2 separate regions of the Mus musculus genome follow, and region 1 is linked to region 2. The links are chromatin loops, found by intact Hi-C in ENCODE. Cell type or tissue: gastrocnemius. All regions are shown on one strand. Each heading gives the region's core, and the rest is flanking DNA. Links, peaks and the distances in the headings are about the cores only.

Region 1 (8,000 bases), core at 1-8,000, 330 kb after region 2:
CCAGTGCTGGAATTACAAATATTCATTGCCACATCTAGTTCATGAGATAGTAGGATTTGAACCCAAGGCTTTGGTAAGTATTCTATCAAAGGAGCTAATTTCCCTGCCTACACAATGGAATTTTTTTTTTCAGTCATAAAGAACAAAGATGCTATCTGCAGAAAAATGGATGCAGGCAGGGCTACGACATTAAGTCTACCTTAGACAAATATCACATTTTATCTCATTACTGATTTCTAGATTTTATATTAGTACATAAAACACGTATGTATATATGACCTGAAAGCAGAAGCAAAACTGTATAGGGGACAAAGGGGAGAAACCAGGGTACAGAGAAGAGGGTGGGAGACATGTTGGAAAAATATGCTCAAAACTAAAATAAAGTTGAACAGAGAAAAAACCTATTTTAGGAGGTGAATCTTATGAAAAAAATGTATTCTTTTACAATTTTGGAAAAATCTTTCTTTATATGCATACTTTTGTACTCTTTTTTATTTTTCTAATCTACTTTGATTTTTACTCTACTTTTTCATTTTTTTGATTGGCATACAAAGAAATGGGCTTCATTGTGACATTTTATAGATATGCATATATTATAATGTTTTGTTCTTATTTACAACCCTTCTTCCTGTCATTCTCCTGTCCTGCCTCCCTGGTTCCCTTCCTGACTCTAAATACTCCTCCCTTTCTGATTTCATTGACATATATACTCCATGAAAAAGCAAACAGAATGCTAAGTTAAAAATTCACCCCTTCTAGCTCCAGTGGAATAACAGGAGACGGGAGCTGTGTGAATGTTGTTCAAGGATTACTACTGAAAGCTTCAGGTGCTAGCCATGATCTTCAGTCCACATAACCATTATTAAATTTAAAGTAAATCCTTAAAGAAAAATATTAAGCAGCGGTAAGAGGGGAATACAGCTTACCTCCACTTGAAAAAGCTCTCCGGCCCCCTCACAGTCGTTGGATGTGAGTACTGGGGTATGAATGTGCACAAAGCCATTGTCCTGGAAGAGAAGGAGAACTCTTCAGTACATCTGTATGTGAAAGAACCCCAAGACCCAATGCTGTGTTTTACTATTAAAATGGCACCAACATCCTGCTGTCATGCAGCTCTCCACAACTCTCCAAATACAACACGGTTCAAAGATCAGGCAAGTGGGGTTTTTTTTGTTTATGGGTGTTTGAGAGGGGTTTGCTATGGAATGCGACAGGCTGGCCTTGAATTCTTGATCCTCCTGTCTCTCAGCCTCTTGTGCTGGGTTTATATGCATTCATTATCATACTTGGAGAGTTGAATGCTTAATTATACTTAGAAGCATACAAAAACTTCAAATATATAACAGACTTAGATGTACCTTGTCTAACTACTTAATTTCAAAAATAAGCAATCCCTATTCTAGAGAGATCTCCTGAATTTCCAAGTTAGGCAACTAGTCAGTAGCTAGGCCAGGGGTAGAGCACAGGCTCTTTAGCGATGATCTCTCTCTCTCTCTCTCCCTCCCTCCCTCCCTCCCTCCCTCCCTCCCTCTTTGTGTCTGTCTCTGTGCCTGTCTGTCTGTCTGTCTCTCTCTAATGCTATTTCTCCTGCTCAGTCCTGACATAATGAGGATAATCTTTCATCCAAGGCTATTGTGGAATGGCATTGCCCACACTGCTAACAGAATGCCAATGAACAATATGAAGTTATCTTGAAATGAAGCCTCAGCAGTAAGGAGCCATCAAGAAGGAGAAGATAACGGCTGATAAAAAGGGACTAAAGAGGAAGAGGGAGGAAGGTCTAACAAGTCTCTGTCACTGAATCGATGGTACAGTGCATACTGCACATGACACAGGCAGTGATCGTACTTCCCCTGCCTATAGAACATTGTGAGGGGAGCAAGCCCATCCATCACAGAGGCGCCCAACTGCAGTCCTTCCGATCAAAAGTCTGCGACTATTTCCATTAGTGAACCACAAACGCTGTTGCTAGCAGGATTGAAATAACCCATCACCTTCAAGGTTATGCTTCTCTCATTCTGACTATGCATGCAGGCAAAAGGTTACATTCAGAATGGATGTGGCAGGATGGAAGTGCAGACAGCCAAAAGAAACTTTACAGTATACAGGCAGAATGCTATCTACTTAATGCAGAACTTCAGCCTTGAAATCAATACAATAAATTCATGCATCTGCATCCTTGCCAGGTTCTGCCTATCTTGAGTAGAACGTAAAAACATCTTTAGGCATAATCAGAGGAAGACCTTCCAAGTATGACCCTCTCTGAATTCAAGAGTTCTGACCACAAAAGAAATTATTTAACCAACAACTTACATAGATATGGACTGGTTAAACATTCAAGATATAAATTACGGCTTCCAGAAATTATTCAAATATGCACTTAACCTAAAAGCAGCGTGCTTAAAGGTGCCGCACACAGCACACTAGAAAGGATCAATGAAACACAATCAATACGATTATTGCATAAAAACTGTATTTCTTATGAACCAAGAATTATGGACATGAATCATTTATTCCATGTGAGTGCAGGCAACTCTGAGCATGAGCACAGTAAACAAAGAAAGGAAGTGAAAAATCCAAAGGAAACGAGGGTGGGAGAAGAAACGTAACGGCCGGCCGACTACAGTTGCCAGCTCCAGCGCTGGGGAGCTGCCGTGTGAAGCAGCAGCAGATGCGAGGTAAACAACACGGAGCTGACAGAACACGGGCGTCAAGCTGCTCCAGGAGGCCATCAGTTTGCAAGTTTTAATGCTGCCAGCAAAGCTCACCAAATCCATTACCAACGCTATAACAGGGCAAACCCAAAGTTAGGGCAGTACAAGCAGCACAAGCGAAGTCTGAGGAAGACAGTGGGCGAGAAAGGCAGATCCGACGAAGAGTGAGCGCAAGGGGAGGTGGATGCGCAGTGTCCGCCTTGACTGAGCCAGTGACTGAGGCCTTCCCAGGACAGGGGCAGCCGGACCGCAGCCCCAGTCTGCACAAAATCATTTTTGATATTCAAACCAAAGAATGACTTAGATGGTTACAGAATCCTAGCTTAGAATAAGATTCAAATCCCCAGTTTTTACTATATTAACAAATTTGATAGGTCTGGAATTTATGAAATTTTAACATCTTTTATAAGCTTACAGTAATAAATCAAAGAAACAATATCAAATACTAGGTAATATGCAACCATTATTAATAAGTACAACAATGGCCCTTTTTGTGGGTTTCTGAGACATAATCTTACTATGCAGCCCTGGTTGAAGTGATAATTACTAACCACAACTTCTGGCAAGCCTGCCTCAGTGTCCTTAGTACTTGAGATTACAGCCATGAACCAACACACTCTGGCTCTAGTGACTTCTTGAAAATATACATTTCAAAGTGTCATGTACACAAGCAGACACCACAAAATGAAACATTAGGATTATATGTTTTTAATATAATTAAAAACTTTAAAGTGAGAAGCTGGGGAGATGGTTTGGCCAGTGCTAAGAGCATGCTTGTTCTTCCAGAGGACCTGGGTTCGAGTCACTACACCTACATGGTGCTCACCAACATCCCTTTCTTCACTCTGGTTCCTGGGGGCCTCAAGCCACATCCTGGCATTCGAGGCCTTAGAATGCATGCGCTGCACACACATACATACAAGCAAAACACACATACACATCAAATATATATTTTTTAAAAACTAAAAGGTAAATTTACAGCATTTAAGTGTCTTGACTTTATAACTATTAACAATGCTAAAATTACTTCCAACCATTTAATTGTTTTTCTTATGTCAGATTTTTATAGTCTGCTCTATATTTTAAATTATTTTCAGATTTTATGAAAGCTCAAAATAATAAAGAAATATACAAAAGTAGGTAAAGTTTACTTGTCAGTGGATTGATGGCTTGTCAATAGCACCATCTAGTGGCCAAAACTATATAAAACTGTTCTAAAGCAGGTCTCTTCTCAGTTATTTAAAGTGTGGGACACACACACACACACACACCACCACTGCCGCCACCCTTTCTCTTTAGCTCTAGAGAGATTTTATATTTGTCTGGGTCAAGTACTATTAAAAGTCATATAAAAGGTGAATAAATAAATTTAGGAGATGACATGTAAATAGGCCCTTTTAAAGTATAATGGGATAAAATTGCATACTTATAATTTACTTTCCTCTGTTTAATCAAAACTATTTGCCTTAAAGCTATGATGCTCTTTGGTAGTCTTCCAGAAATGAGCTCTAGTGGACCTTTCCAAGAAGCAAGAAGTGTCCTGGTGAGGCAGAACGAGACTGACACAGGAAAATAGCACAGGCTTTATCTACTGGCTCACCACTGTCCTCCCACAAATATGACCAAAGTGGGAGACTGGATCCACCCTCTTCTCTGAACACTGTCAAGGAACTGTCAAGAGTCTGCAGAAACAAAATGGCTGCAGTTCAAAGGGCAGAATCTCAGACATGTGGGAACCAGATGGCTAGAGTGCTGCCCAGGTGTGTCAGGTACAGAACTGATTAGCACAAGACAGAAGAAACTATGCAAAGTTGTGAACAGAATAGTCCACAGAGATTGGCAGAGACAGGGACCAGTATTTGCTTGTTGGCTGGATGCTCACACAGCCAGATAGAATAATCAGGAAGGCTTGCCTCTATCAGTGTGGGGCAACCACTTTGGGAGTCAAATGACCCTTTCACAAAAAACACAGATATTTGCATTATGATTCACAACAGTAGCAAAATTACAGTTATGAAGTAGAAACAAAAATAATTTTATGATTGGGGGGGTCACCACAACATGCAGAACTGTATTATAGGGTCACAGCCTTAGGAAGGTTGAGGCCTAGACCATAACAAATAATCAGTAGTACACTGAGCCCTCTTTTAGACATGATAGACCAAAAGTACTGAATAGTTTTCAAGTAACTTAATGATATACCAGAACACAAACTGAGAACCTTTATAAATACCCTGTACTCACAAGGTAAAATCCACATCATCTGGTAGCAACTGAAAATCAAAAGGATACAAAGAGGAAAAATGCAACAGATTAATCAAAACTAACTTATAGGTGAGGCATTAAACATATATAAGTTCATAATTTTAAAACTAAACCTGTGTTCTGTATTTGAAGCTTCTGATTTGCATCTGCACAGATTTATATCTGTGCCCAGGAGTGGACCCTGTGCTACAGCCCTCCACACCCCAAACACACCCAAGACAGCGTGACCCCCAGAAGCTCTGACACACCCAGGCTTACAGGCTCACAGGCAGGACAGGCTCCAGCCAGAGCCAGCAAAGCCAGTTAACATCAGAGATAAACAGATGGTGAGAGACAAGCTCAAGAACACAAGCAACAGAAACCAATGCTACTTAGTATCAGAAGCCAGTTCTCCCACCACAGCAAGCCCTAGATATCCCAACACACCAGAAAAGCAAGATTCTAATCTAAAAATCCCATCTCATGATGATGACAGAGGACTTTAAGAAGGACATAAACCCTTAAAGAAATACAGGAGAATGCAGGTAAACAGCTAGAAGCCCTTAAAGAGGAAACACAGAAATCCCTTAAAGAAATACAGGAAAATACAACCAAACAGGTGAAGGAATTGAACAAAACAATCTAGGATCTAAAGATGGAAATAGAAACAATAAAGAAATCACAAAGGGAGACAACCCTGGAGATGGAAAACCTAGAAATTTTCAGGAGTCATAGATTCAAGCATCACCAACAGAATACAAGAGATAGAAGAGAGAATCTCAGGTGCAGAAGATACCATGGAAAACATTGACACAACAGTCAAAGAAAATACAAAATGCAAAAAGCTTCTAATGAAAAACATCAGGAGATCCAAGACACAATGAAAAGACCAAACAATAAGAACAATAGGTATAAGAGAGTGAAGATCCCCAACTCAAAGGGCAAGCAAACATCTACAACATAATTATAGAAGAAAACGTCCCTAACCTAAAGAAAGAGATGCCCACGAACATACAAGAAATAGATCTGACCAGAAAATAAATTCCTCTCATCACATAATAATCAAAACACCAAATGCACGAACAAAGAGAAAGTATTAAAAGCTGTGAGGGAAAAAGGCCAAGTAACATATAAAGGCAGACCCATCAGAATTACACCAGACTTCTCACCAGAGACTATGAAAGCCAGAAGAGCCTGGACAGATGTTATACAGACCCTAAGAGAACACAAATGCTAGCCCAGACTACTATACCCAGCAAAAATTTCAGTTACCATAGATGGAGAAACCATAGCTATTCCGTGACAAAATTTAAATAGTATCTTACCCAGCCCTACAAAATAGAAGGAAAATTCCAACAAAAGGAGGGAAACTACACCTAAGGAAAAGCAAGAAATTAATCTTCTCACAACAAACCCAAAAGAAGAGAGCCACACAAACATGATTCTACCTCTAACAAAGAAGCAACAATCACTGGTCCTTAATATCTCATAATATCAATGGACTCAATTCCCCAATAAAAAGACACAGAATAACAGACTGGATACATAAACAGAACTCAGCATTTTGTTGCATACAGGACACTTCAGTGACAAAGACAGACACTATCTCAAAGTAAAGGGCTGGAAAAAATTTTCCAAGCAAATGGTCCCAAGAAATAAGCTGGAGTAGCCATTGTAATATTGATAAAATCGACTTTCAACCAAAAGTTTTCAAAAAAGATGAGTAAGGACACTTCAACTTATCAAAAGAAAAATCTACCAAAATGAACTCTCAATTCTGAATATCTATGCCACAAATGCAAGAATACCCACATTTGAAAAAGAAATGTTACTAAAGCTCAAAGCACACATTGAACCTCATGCAACACTCTCATCAATGGACAAGTCATGGAAACAGAAACTAAACAGAGACACAGTGAAACTAACCGAAGTTATAAACCAAATGGATTTAACAGATATAGCTGAAGGGGTGCAGGAAGCCTTTCTCACAGAACACCCCCTCCCCTCCCCAGCTTTTCAGAGAGGGCCCAATCTGGCACGGAAATATTGCTATCCCATTTTCATGGTAGCACTCCCTAACGAACACCCCCACACACAACCCCCCTGGGAGTGACAGATGCCTGCTTAAGAATAAACATCCCTCAGCCCAGTGTTGCAGGGGCTAGCACTTCCCAGTGCAGGTGGTGCCTGTCCTTGGGAGAATTGAAGACTAAGCATTCTTGAAGAGATAATAAGTGCCTCACATTTGGGCCATGAGAGGAGGGCAATTAAGCGTTTCCAGACAGCTGTGGCCAGTTTGTAAAAAAACAAAAACAAAACAAAACAAAACCATACTAGTTCCTGATAGGACCATAAAGTTACTTCCCTGATAGGACCTTAAAGACTCTTCCCAGGTCAGAAGAGTACCCCTTCCCAGTTGCAGGATCCTGCCCCCCTGCCTGAACAATCATGTTTGAAGGATAACTTCCCTTGTCACCTCCCCCATAGCCCCTTCATCCCGAAGACTAAGAATCCCTGTTTATGCCTGTATAAAATCAGCAAGGCCCTAGACATAGGGTTGCACTCCTATCCTGGGCAGTAGGAAGGTTTGCAATCCGAGTCTGACTGGAATAAAAAGGCTCTTTTGTTTCACTACATCAGGTCAGCAGTTCTTAGAGTTCTTCTGGGAATCCCACGAGCTGGGAATAACAATATCTACAGAACATAACAATATCTACATAACATTTCACCCTAAATCAAAAGAATATACCTTCTTCTCAGCACTTCATGGTACCTTCTCCAAAACTGACCATATAATTGGTCACAAAACAAGCTTCAACAGATACAAGAAGATTGAAATAATCTCAAGCATTCTATAAGACCATCAAGAACTAAGGCTGGTCTTCAATAACAACAAAAACAACAGAAAGTCCTCATATACATGGAAGCTGAACAACTCTCTGCTCAATGATAACTTGGTCAGGGAAGAAATAAAGAAAGAAATTAAAGACTTTTTAGAATTTAGTGAAAATGAAGACACATCATACCAAAACTTATGGGACA
Region 2 (10,192 bases), core at 1,145-9,144:
GCCTGAGCTGGGAAGAAGAAATGGAAGACGGTCCAGTGACTCTCAAGGACTCACCATAGGGACATAGTTCTCCTCACTGTCTCCCGAGTCTGTGCTGGTGATGCTCTGTGTGGAGATAGGACGGCAGTACTGGGAGGAACTGGAGTTAAAGGTGTGGCTGCTGGACAGAAAAAAAAAGAGAGTGAACCCTGAGAAGTATTGGTTCTTAACCCCAGACCTGGCCTCTCACCTGAGTTTCACACTTCCATTATCAGATAGATTTAATATAGGGACATTTTAATCATTTCCCCTTCACAGAAGAGGAAAACAATTCCCAAGAGATCAAGAGACAGATTAACAAAACGTGGACGATAATTGGCATGTGGCACAGCAACAGATGTGGGAAGATCCACCCTCAATGTGTATAGTACCAGCCAAGTAGACAGGGGCTGAATGGGACAGCCAGGACAGGCATACATTTTGTTTTCTGGCTGTCATGCTCTCTCCATCCTGTTTTTGCCTTGCCACAGGCCTCAAGTGAGCCAAGTGACCACAGACTGAATCATGAACCAAAACACATCTATCCTTGTCTTGAAGTGTTTATACCATATATTTTGTAGCAAAGACCAGAAACCGAACAAAGCTCCTGATAGCATTATCATCAATGTCCTGGTGTCCTGACTGCTAGGCCAGCTATCATGCCACCCAATTCTGACCCCAAACTTTTGGTTTTGCAGTCACTCACTTGATCCTGGACCAAGACTTGGTGACAGGTGACTTGAAGGGCAGCTCATCGATGACAGTGTTGTTTCTCAGGTCAAGGGGTGTTGGCTTTGCTAAAGCAGGAACAGAGTTCAGGGATCAGTGACTACACTACACACACAGACTATATGTAACACGCCAGCACTGTACAAACGCTGTCAGCTTTATACAGGGCATCTGAGGCTCAGTAAGGACATACAGATGGCTTGGTTTCAGGACTCCCACAGATATCAAACTCTAGATACTTAAGTCTATGTCTTTGTCGTCACATTCTAAAGTATGTGTCCTTCCCACTGTATCTATAGTAATCAAGACTTCCAGAATCCAAAATGGGACTTATGGGTCTGACAATAAAGATTCTCCCTAGGTTTTATGACTTCTCATGAGAACAGATTGTATTCACAATAGAGATGGTCATTGTGACTACTGCTGTTGATTTTGGACAGTGTTATACAAATAACAGTGAAGGAAAGCAAAGGGGCACAGGACCCTGTAAGGCTCAAGGTCACATAGTCAGAGTCACACCCATGGCTTCCATCTCTGTCTAACTTCCCCAATTCTCCTTTTCAATCCCAGCAGAAGTCCAGTTTGGACTCTAGCATGTTTTCCTGATCTCCACACAGACGATGGCCCTACTACTGCACACCTGCAGTGGACTATGTGAAGCATTCCGGACACTTTCCCTATAAACAAATCCGAAGTGTGAATTTACATTATCTGCACAGTTACATACTTCTAAGCCCAGTATCTACCCAATCTCTAAGCAAATGCTATCCAGAGATGAGATGGGGCAAAAAGTGGGCTTACCTTTTCTGTCAGGCTTGAGGTTTCGGTTGACCGGGGGTGGCTGGATTTCACTTCCTCGGCTGGGGCCTCTGTGAATAGGAAGGGCTGTGGACGGGTAGCCAAGTGGGTCAAAGTGATGGGGTCCTGGGCTCATGGGGATGTAGACACTCTGGGAGTTGTCCCCTGGTCGTTCCATAGCCAGCAGGGTAGAAGAACCTGGGTTCATGGGCACGTAGTTGTCATCAGAGCTGGCACTATTTGATCGACCTACGGCAGTCTTTCCTGGCTAAAAAAAAAAAGGTAAAAGATCTACCTGTAACTAGTGAAAAGAAGTAAGGTGAGACTGTGTACAAGCTGTCTCAGTTGGTTAGCTACTTTTTAAAGGGAGACCTTGGGAAGATCAAATAAAGATGTGTAGTGGGAACCAAGGAGAAATGAGCTCTGCAGTTACTTGTTTCACCATCTCTTGGGAGCCTTATCTTTGTGATAAAACGGAAGTACAAAACTTTGTGGTTACTCAAATCCATGGCTTGTGGCTAGAGGTATTTGGGCTCCCGCTGCCTGGCTAAGGTAGAAGGCAGTCCAGGCTAGGAATAGCTCAGGATTGACCACTGATGAGTCAATCTAGACCCTGACCAGGACTCTGGAAGGGGAGGTTTACTAGCTACACTTTCCTGTGCAGCATTCAGTGAGCCTGGGCTCATTCCAGGTACCTGAGTCACATAGTAGCAAGTTGTAGGTAGAACTGTCACAGACTTGTATAGTAGTGTAGCTGTTCTAACTATAGCCATTTCCCAACTCTCACCATCTTATTGCCTAGCAGAGCACATCTACCCACAGGGCTTCTTCACTTGTCTTTCCAGTGGGCTTGAACCTAAATCCTGATCAACTTGTTTTGAACTTGGACAACTGTGGTCAACCCATTCCAGAGACAGCCTGAGAGCCCCATGTAAGCTGTCATCTGTCACCACTTCTGCTATGTTCCTACTCCACATGACACCTAGAGAGCAGGGCTGTTGCCTTAAAGTACCCTCTACTTTGGAGTGTGTCTGCTGCATTGTATTCTAGTTTGCCACAGGACCAGATGAAGGTGCCATTTTTACTTCCTCAAAACACCTCCCTAGGACTTTGGACTGGGACAGGTAGGCAGTTCCTGAGGGAAATGCCATCATTCTTCGGGTGGTACACTTTTAGTTATATGTGGCATAGCTTCTTTCCTACCCTGACTGACCCAAGAGGCCCCAATCACACCCCACCCCCCAGGAAAGAATTAACATTCTCACTCACAGGTTCAGCAGACCAGCTGGCACTTTCCCCACTGCCTCGTGCCGGGTACTCGTAGGTCTCACAGGAAGAAGCTGTGATGAAGGAAGAAGAGAGTTTATACTCATGCTGAGCCCATGACTCTCCTGTCACTGTCCAGTGTGGCAATTCTAATATTCATGTCTGTTCCAGTGTGGGTGTCTGCAGAGGACATCCTGACTTTAGCCCTGGGTTCTTCTAATATCTCCCAATCAGCCCATTCTCACCTCTGGGAATACTTTGGTAATGGCATTTACACTAATTACATATGTTGGTTTTCTTTTTCCAGCTTTGAAAAAGCTTTGAAGGGCAGGGGTGTGTTGTGTATGTGTTATACAGTTCCAAAGCACAGGCAACTGCTCAGATCGCCTGACTGCCGGCAGAGTTCTAAACTGGATGCTTGGCCCCATAGACCCAAGGCTCGTCTTTGCTGCTGTCACAGTAGGGGGATGAGAAAGATCTGCAACCTCTAAAGACAGCTTACTGAACAGAGGAGGTATGCAGAGTTGGAATTTATCTGTGATAAGTGAGGACAGAACTTAGCGGCTTCAAGTCCAGGTTCAGAATTCAACTAGAAATTCTATGACATGAAAATACCATGAAGATCCCATTTTGTATTATTTTCTTTAACTTTGTTTTTCTTCTAATTTTTTTTACATTTTTGGTTTTAGTTTTAAATAAACAAAATAATATGATTTGAGCCTCCAAACCCAAAATATCAACATCTCCAAGGTGGAGTCTGCTATACCTCTGCCATGGTGGGTGTCATATTGACAGCTAGGCGGAGGATCAACTGCTAAGGAAATTGCACAGAAGATGCATCAACTGCTATCACTGAACTAATTAGTCCTTAAGTTTACCTTGGCTTAGGGGTGACCATGGGCTAGCAATATACTGAGAATGCCTGGCCCACCTCCCTGGCCCTCTGGTCTCAGCTCCAGATTACACTGACCTCGATGGAGTCGGCTGTTGTCCATTGCAGGGAGGGTATTGCGCCTGGGGATAGTAGCAGCTACAGATCTGCTATTTTCGCTGATTGGAGGTCTTTGCTGAATGCTGCCCCATTGAGGTGTTTCTGCCTGACTTGGCTTGGGTGGCCGGGGTGGGGGAGCTATGGCTGAATCTCCAGGAGTGGCCACTGTCATGGCATTGTGGTTCTTGTCCAGTGTGAAAGTTCTAGGGATCTGGTAGGCTGAGAGAGGAGTGGTTGGGACATCCATATTGTCCACAAGGAGGTCTCCAAGTTCCCGACACAGGGTGTTGCTGGGCATCTTGAAGGTGTACACATCCTCGTTATCAGTCTCAGACCCTGTGAGGCTGCTCTTGGTGTGGCCATGGGAAGCCAGGCTCCGTGGGAGATCATAAGTACTGTCTTTGAATTCTGTATTGTGTCGGCTTGGCTTGGGAAGGCTATAGAAGCCATGGACTTGACCTCCGACGCCGTTGATACAGTGTCCATTGCTCTGGGCAAGTTTTTGCACAGCTGTATCACTCTTCTGCCGGGTGCCCTGAGAGAAGCTGGCACTCCTAAAGGAGAGACAAGAAGGGGACAGTGAGAAGAGGACAGAGGATGTTCAATGCACGCAGCTCGTTGTTGTGGGAATACTGAGGAGTCAGGCAGACCCCAGTTCTTCCTAGTCCCTACCACATATTAACTGTGTAATCTTAGGACTTTTACTTTAGGCATCTCCAAAATAGTAATTCAAATCATCTGAAGATTCTTTAGGAAGTCAACTCTAGTGTATTTAGCAGGTGTATGCTCCAGCAATGTTAACCTTTTTGAGCCCCTGGACTTCTCTGTGGCTGTTCCTAGCAGAGAATATGGTCATTCCTGGGCCCCAGAGATGCAAATAAACAGTCATACTGATAACCTGCTCACTCTCTGAATGACCAAAGAGCACACATATGGCAAGTTGTGGGAGAAAACAGAAAATCTGAGTTTTAGTTTTTTCTCTTTAAAGTCCGCTCGTGGGCACTGGTGCTTGTATTTTAAAGAACCAATTTAAATTTAAGCTATAGGCTTTATCTTCTACCAGGAATCATGGTTTGTTGAGAAGAATCTGGTTCTCTCCAGAAATCTAAAACTGTTGGTAAAATGACTTCCATTTGAGAACTCTAGTAGGGTAGAAAATGGTATTGCTTTTATTCATTTTAAATGATGGTACTGGGAAGCAAGGCCACCTTTAACGACAGTAACAGTGAAGGGAAGTTTATACTTAGTCCTAGCATTGCTACCTGTGAACATCAGCATGATGTTCTCCTAGGTACGAGACCTAGTCTTAGTTACAACCTGGGTCAGAGGCTCTGTAAGCCTTCCATTTCACAAGAGTGGTTGTTAAACTGGGTTCTGCATAAGTACTGTGTTAAGCTGGAGGATGAGTAGCAGGGAACCAGGCCTGCTTTCTGTCTCTGATGATCCTTCGGAGGATTTCATCTGAGCGGGAGACAAGGGAATCAACCCTCAGCAGTAGTTCTGTCTTTTGTAGACCAGAGGTATCTTCAGAAACCTAGTAAGCTCTTGGAGACTTTACCAGAATAAGGTGCAGGTTCACACTCACACCTCTGTGTTCTCCTGGGTGATGTTTGAACTGAGAACCACTGGTGGATCATCATCTGCTTTCCCTTAGCTCCCTCGCGAGGAACTTGCTATTTATAGATGTGGCCACCAGGTGGTAGTAGAGAACAGTGCCTAGAAGTTTAAACAGATGAATGGAACCAAGTATGCTGGCCAGGTTCCCCTTAACATGGGCCACTGGTGGTCCTAATATTCAGTCCCCCCAAATTTACCAGCCCCTCTACCTAGGTTTTTGTGTTTGTTCTCCCTTTCCAGTCACTTCCATTCACATAACCAAGCCAAGAGCTAAGGCCCAGGATAGATAAACATCACAGCTGAGGCAGGAGAATCAATGGCAGGTACAGAGTGTTCATATTTGTCCTTGGTATGTTTTATCTTATTATTGTTTTTGAATTTCCAATTCTCATTAGATGTCTTAATCTGATTTTTTCATTCGACAAATACTTGTTGATGTCTTCCTCCCCATCTAGGCTAGACACAATGGATACAGAGGTGTTGTGTGCTTAGAAATCACAGGAGATGCCATCCCTGCAAATTACCACAGTCAAGTATGAGTCTGTCAGTGGCCACATATTAACCTTTCCTGGTGGGGTCATGTTAGAAAGGCCTTTTCACAGACATCACATCTGAGTGAGTCGAGAAAAAAGAACAGCAAAACAAAATAAAGGCATTTCAGTTTGGGGCCAAAGATGTTTAAAACAACTTGGCAACTTTAAGGCTCTCCATGCTGCTCAGGCTGGAGGAAGCATGCTGGAAGGCAAGGCAGACAGAAACACAGATACTGCATCTCATGCACATAGAATCCAAATTACCAATCTCATAGGAACAGAGCATAATGAGGCTACCAGAAGCTAGTATTGTAATAAAATCATACAATAGTATCTGTTAATTTAAAAAGTGGGGTTAGTGGGATTTAGCTATATAAAGATTGCAGTTCAGGAAGACGCCCCAGCAGTGGCAGAACCTCCTAGGTGTGTTGTTCTGCAGTAAAAATGAACATTTTCCAGAATGCACCAGTCACCTTCTGTGATGGTTTGTAAATTCTTGGACCAGGGAGTGGCACCATTTGGAGGTGTGGCCTTGTTGGAATAGGTGTGACCTGGTTGGAGTAGGTCTGTCACTGTGGGTGTGGGCTTAAGACCCTCACCCTAGTTGCCTGGAAGTCAGTCTTCTACTAGCAGCCTTTGGATGAAGATGTAGAATTCTCAGCTCTGCCTGTTCCATGCCTGCCTGGATACTGCCATGTTCCCACCTTGATGATAATGGACTGAACCTCTGAACCTGTAAGCCAGTCCCAAGTAAATGTTGCTTTTTATAAGACTTGCCTTGGTCATGGTGTCTGTTCACAGCAGTAAAACCCTAAGGAAGACACCTTCCTTCTTCAATTCATTTCTGCCTTGACTCTGGTCTTGGGAAACCAGAAATGATGATGATTACCCATAATGATTTTTCACATGTTCAGGTCTTACCCAATCTACTCCAACTTATTTCCTTCTGATTTTTCTTCTGGATCAGAGTGCTAATGACTGACCTGACACTTACTTTCTCAGACTTTAAAGAAGTTTGTTATTGGGCTGGCGAGATGGCTCAGGGGTTAAGAGCACCGACTGCTCTTCCGAAGGTCCCGAGTTCAAATCCCAGCAATCACATGGTGGCTCACAACCATCCGTAATGAAATCTGATGCCCTCTTCTGGAGTGTCTGAAGACAGCTATAGTGTACTTACATATAATAAATAAATACATCTTTTTTTTAAAAAAAAGAAGTTTGTTATTTTTTAGCTGCATAATTTTTATTTCCTCTTTTATACATTTTCATATAGTCATGACTCACACTGTACTGTGATTTTGCTTTTGTTCTACTCTACTAGACTGTAGGTATATTAATGATGGAAAGTCCACTTTGATTTTTAATGAATATTTCTCCCCACCCTGTGTGTGTGTGTTTAAGATAGGGTTTCTCTGTGTAGTCCTAGCTGTCCTGGAACTTGCTTTGTAGACTAGGCTGGCCATGAATTCTCTGCCTCCCAAGTGCTGGGATAAAAGGCATGTGCCACCACTCCTGGCTTAAGTATATTTCTCATTTAAGGGAAAATAATGTGTAAATATTTGTAAAAAGATTAACTACCACTTAGCATTTTAATGACCATCTGTCACTAGCAATCTTAAGTCACTTGGACCATCTTCCAATCCCAATCCCAGATGAGCCCGTTCTATGAGTATGTGTCACAGACGTTAAAACATGAGATGACCCAGTGTATCTTGTTTTATGTTGAAGTCTTTGATCTCCTTGGACTTGAGCTTTGTGCAAACTGACAAATATGGATCTATTTTCATTTTTCTACATACCGACTGCCAGTTAGACCAGCACCATTTATTAAAGATGCTTTCTTTTTTCCATTGTACATTTTTGGCTTCTTTGCCAAAGATCAAGTGTCCATAAGTGTGTGGTTTTATTTCTAGGTCTCCAACTCTATTCCACTGATCGATCTGTCTGTCTTTTTGCCAATACCATGCAGTTTTTGTTTTTCTTTTTTATCACTAATCACTATTGCTCTGTAGTACAGCTTGAGGTCAGGGATGGTGATTCCTCCAAAAGTTTTTCCATATGAAATTGAGAATTTCTCTTTCCATGTCTTTGAAGAATTGTGTTGGAATTTTGATAGGGATTGCATTGATAGGATGATCATTGCTTTTGATATGATGATCATTTTACTGTTAATCTTACCATTTTCTGAGGTCTTTGATTTCTTTCTTGAGAGACTTGAAGTTCTTGTCATACAGCTCTTTCACTTGTTTGGTTAGAGTTACCCCAAGATACTTTATATTATTTGTGACTATTATGAAGGGTGTTTTTCCTATTTTCTTTCTCAGCCTGTTTATCATTTGTATAAAGGAAGGCTACTGATTTATTTGAGTTAATTTTATACCTGGCCACTTTGCTGAAGTTGTTTATCAGCTGGAGAAGTTCTCTGGTAGAATTTTTGGGGTCACTTATATACACTATCATATCATCTACAAATAGTGATACCTTGACTTTTTCTGTGCCAGTTTGTATCTCCTTGATCTTCTTTTGTTGTCTTATTGCTCTGGCTAGCATAAAACCAGATACACTGAATCTAATAGAAGAGAAAGTGGGAAAGAGCCTTGAACTCATGGGCACGAAGTAGGGATGGGGGATTTCCTAAATAGAACTCCAATGGCTCAGGCTTTAAGATCAAGAATTGATAGCTGGGACCTCATGAAACTTAAAAGCTTCTGTAAGGCAAAGGACATAGTCGATAAGACAAATAGGCAACCTACAGATTGAAAAAAAATCTTCACTAACCCCACATTACCTTTTGGCTAGTATCCAAAATATATAAAGAACTCAAGAAGCTAAATTCCAAAAAACCCAAACAACCCAATAAAAAAAATGGAGCATAGAAGTAAACAGAGAATTTACAACAGAGAAATCTCGAATGACCAAGAAGCACTTAAATAAAAGTTCAAAGTCCTTAGTGGTCAGGGAAATACAAATCAAAATGACCCTGAGATTCCAGCTTACACCAATCAGAATGGCTAAGACCAAAACCTCAGATGACAGTACATTTTGGCAAGAATGAGGAGAAAGAGGAATAGTCCTCTATTGCTGGTGGGATTGAAAACTGGTACTCTGGAAATCAATCTGGAGGTTCCTCAGAAAACTGGAAATAGATCTACTTGAAAACCTAGCTATACCACTCCTGGGCATATACCCAAAAGATGCCTCACCATGCCTCAAAGGGCATATGCTCCACTATGTTCACAGCAGCCTTATTTGTGATAGCCAGAAGCTAGAAACAACCCAGATGTCCCATAGTAGAAGAATGGATACAGAAAATGTGGTTCATTTACATAATAAGCTACTACTCAGCTATTAAGAACAAGGACATCATGAGTTTTGCAGGCAAATGGATGGATCTAGAAAATATCATCCTGACACAGACCCAAAGGAACATGCATGGTATGTACTCACTGATAAGTGGATGTTAGCCAAAAAGTACAGAATACCCAGGATACAATTCAAGAATTCAAGAAGGTTAACAAGAATTCAAGAATTCAAGAAGGTTAACAAGCTGAAAGGCCCAAGTGACGATGCTTCTTCAATCCTACTTGGGAGGGAGAAGAAAGCATAGAGCATAGAGAGGGAAGAAACTGGGTGGGAGAGGGGAGAGGGAGATGCAGGGGAAAAGGGAAACATAAGCAGGTATTTGAGGGGGGGACCAGAAGTGAAGCCCTGAGGTCCAGCAGAATGAATGGAAATATACAACCTTGAGAGGTGGGGGGACCCTCTAGAATGTACCAGAGACCTGGGAGGTGAGAGAATCTCAGGACTCAAAAGAAGGAACCTTATAAGAAATGCCCAACAGTGTGGAGAGGAAACTTGTAGAATCCACCTCAGTAGAAAGACAGGGCATCAAGTGGAGGGATGGGGTTGCCATTCCACAGTCAAAAACTCTGACCCATAATTGTTCCTGTTTAAAAGAACTGCAGGGACAAAAATGGAGAAGAGACTGGGGGAAAGGAGGCCCAGTGACCGGTCCATCTTTGAGACCCTTTTCAAGGGGAGGCTCTAAGACCTGACACTATTACTGATGCTATGATGTATCTACAGACAGAAGCCTAGCATGGCTGTCCTCCGAGAGGCCCAACAAGTAGCTGAATTGGACACACCCAACCAATGGTCTGAAGCTGGGGGACTCCCGTGGTTGAATTAGGGAAAGGCTGGAAGAAGTTGAGGAGGCAGGCAACTCCATAGGAAGACCAGC

The links. Hi-C counts contacts between places; a loop is a spot of excess contacts. Peaks named below come from ENCODE experiments on the same cell type or tissue, not always from the same donor. Only the 100,000 strongest peaks of a DNase experiment are listed, where the experiment ranks them.
Region 1: a loop joins it to region 2, with 13 times the contacts of the local background. A loop is called at or near these places in 36 of 42 quality-filtered maps.

Annotation. Positions count from the first base shown.
Region 1 is chr7:96,966,489-96,974,488 of GRCm38, reverse strand. It overlaps Nars2 (asparaginyl-tRNA synthetase 2 (mitochondrial)(putative)), which reads right to left. Exons shown (of 14, transcript NM_153591.4): 5 at 927-1,007. Among named protein-coding and RNA genes, the nearest start is that of Nars2, 19 kb to the right of the region's middle. In gastrocnemius, for the core only: a CTCF peak has its summit at 3,894 (motif pointing left); a DNase peak (open chromatin) is centred at 7,054; H3K4me3 peaks cover 951 bases; H3K27ac peaks cover 1,204 bases.
Region 2 is chr7:97,292,992-97,303,183 of GRCm38, reverse strand. Gab2 (growth factor receptor bound protein 2-associated protein 2) reads right to left here. Exons shown (of 10, transcript NM_010248.2): 4 at 3,782-4,356; 5 at 2,815-2,885; 6 at 1,549-1,813; 7 at 725-815; 8 at 55-160. Among named protein-coding and RNA genes, the nearest start is that of Usp35, 34 kb to the left of the region's middle. In gastrocnemius, for the core only: a CTCF peak has its summit at 5,493 (motif pointing right); a DNase peak (open chromatin) is centred at 5,501.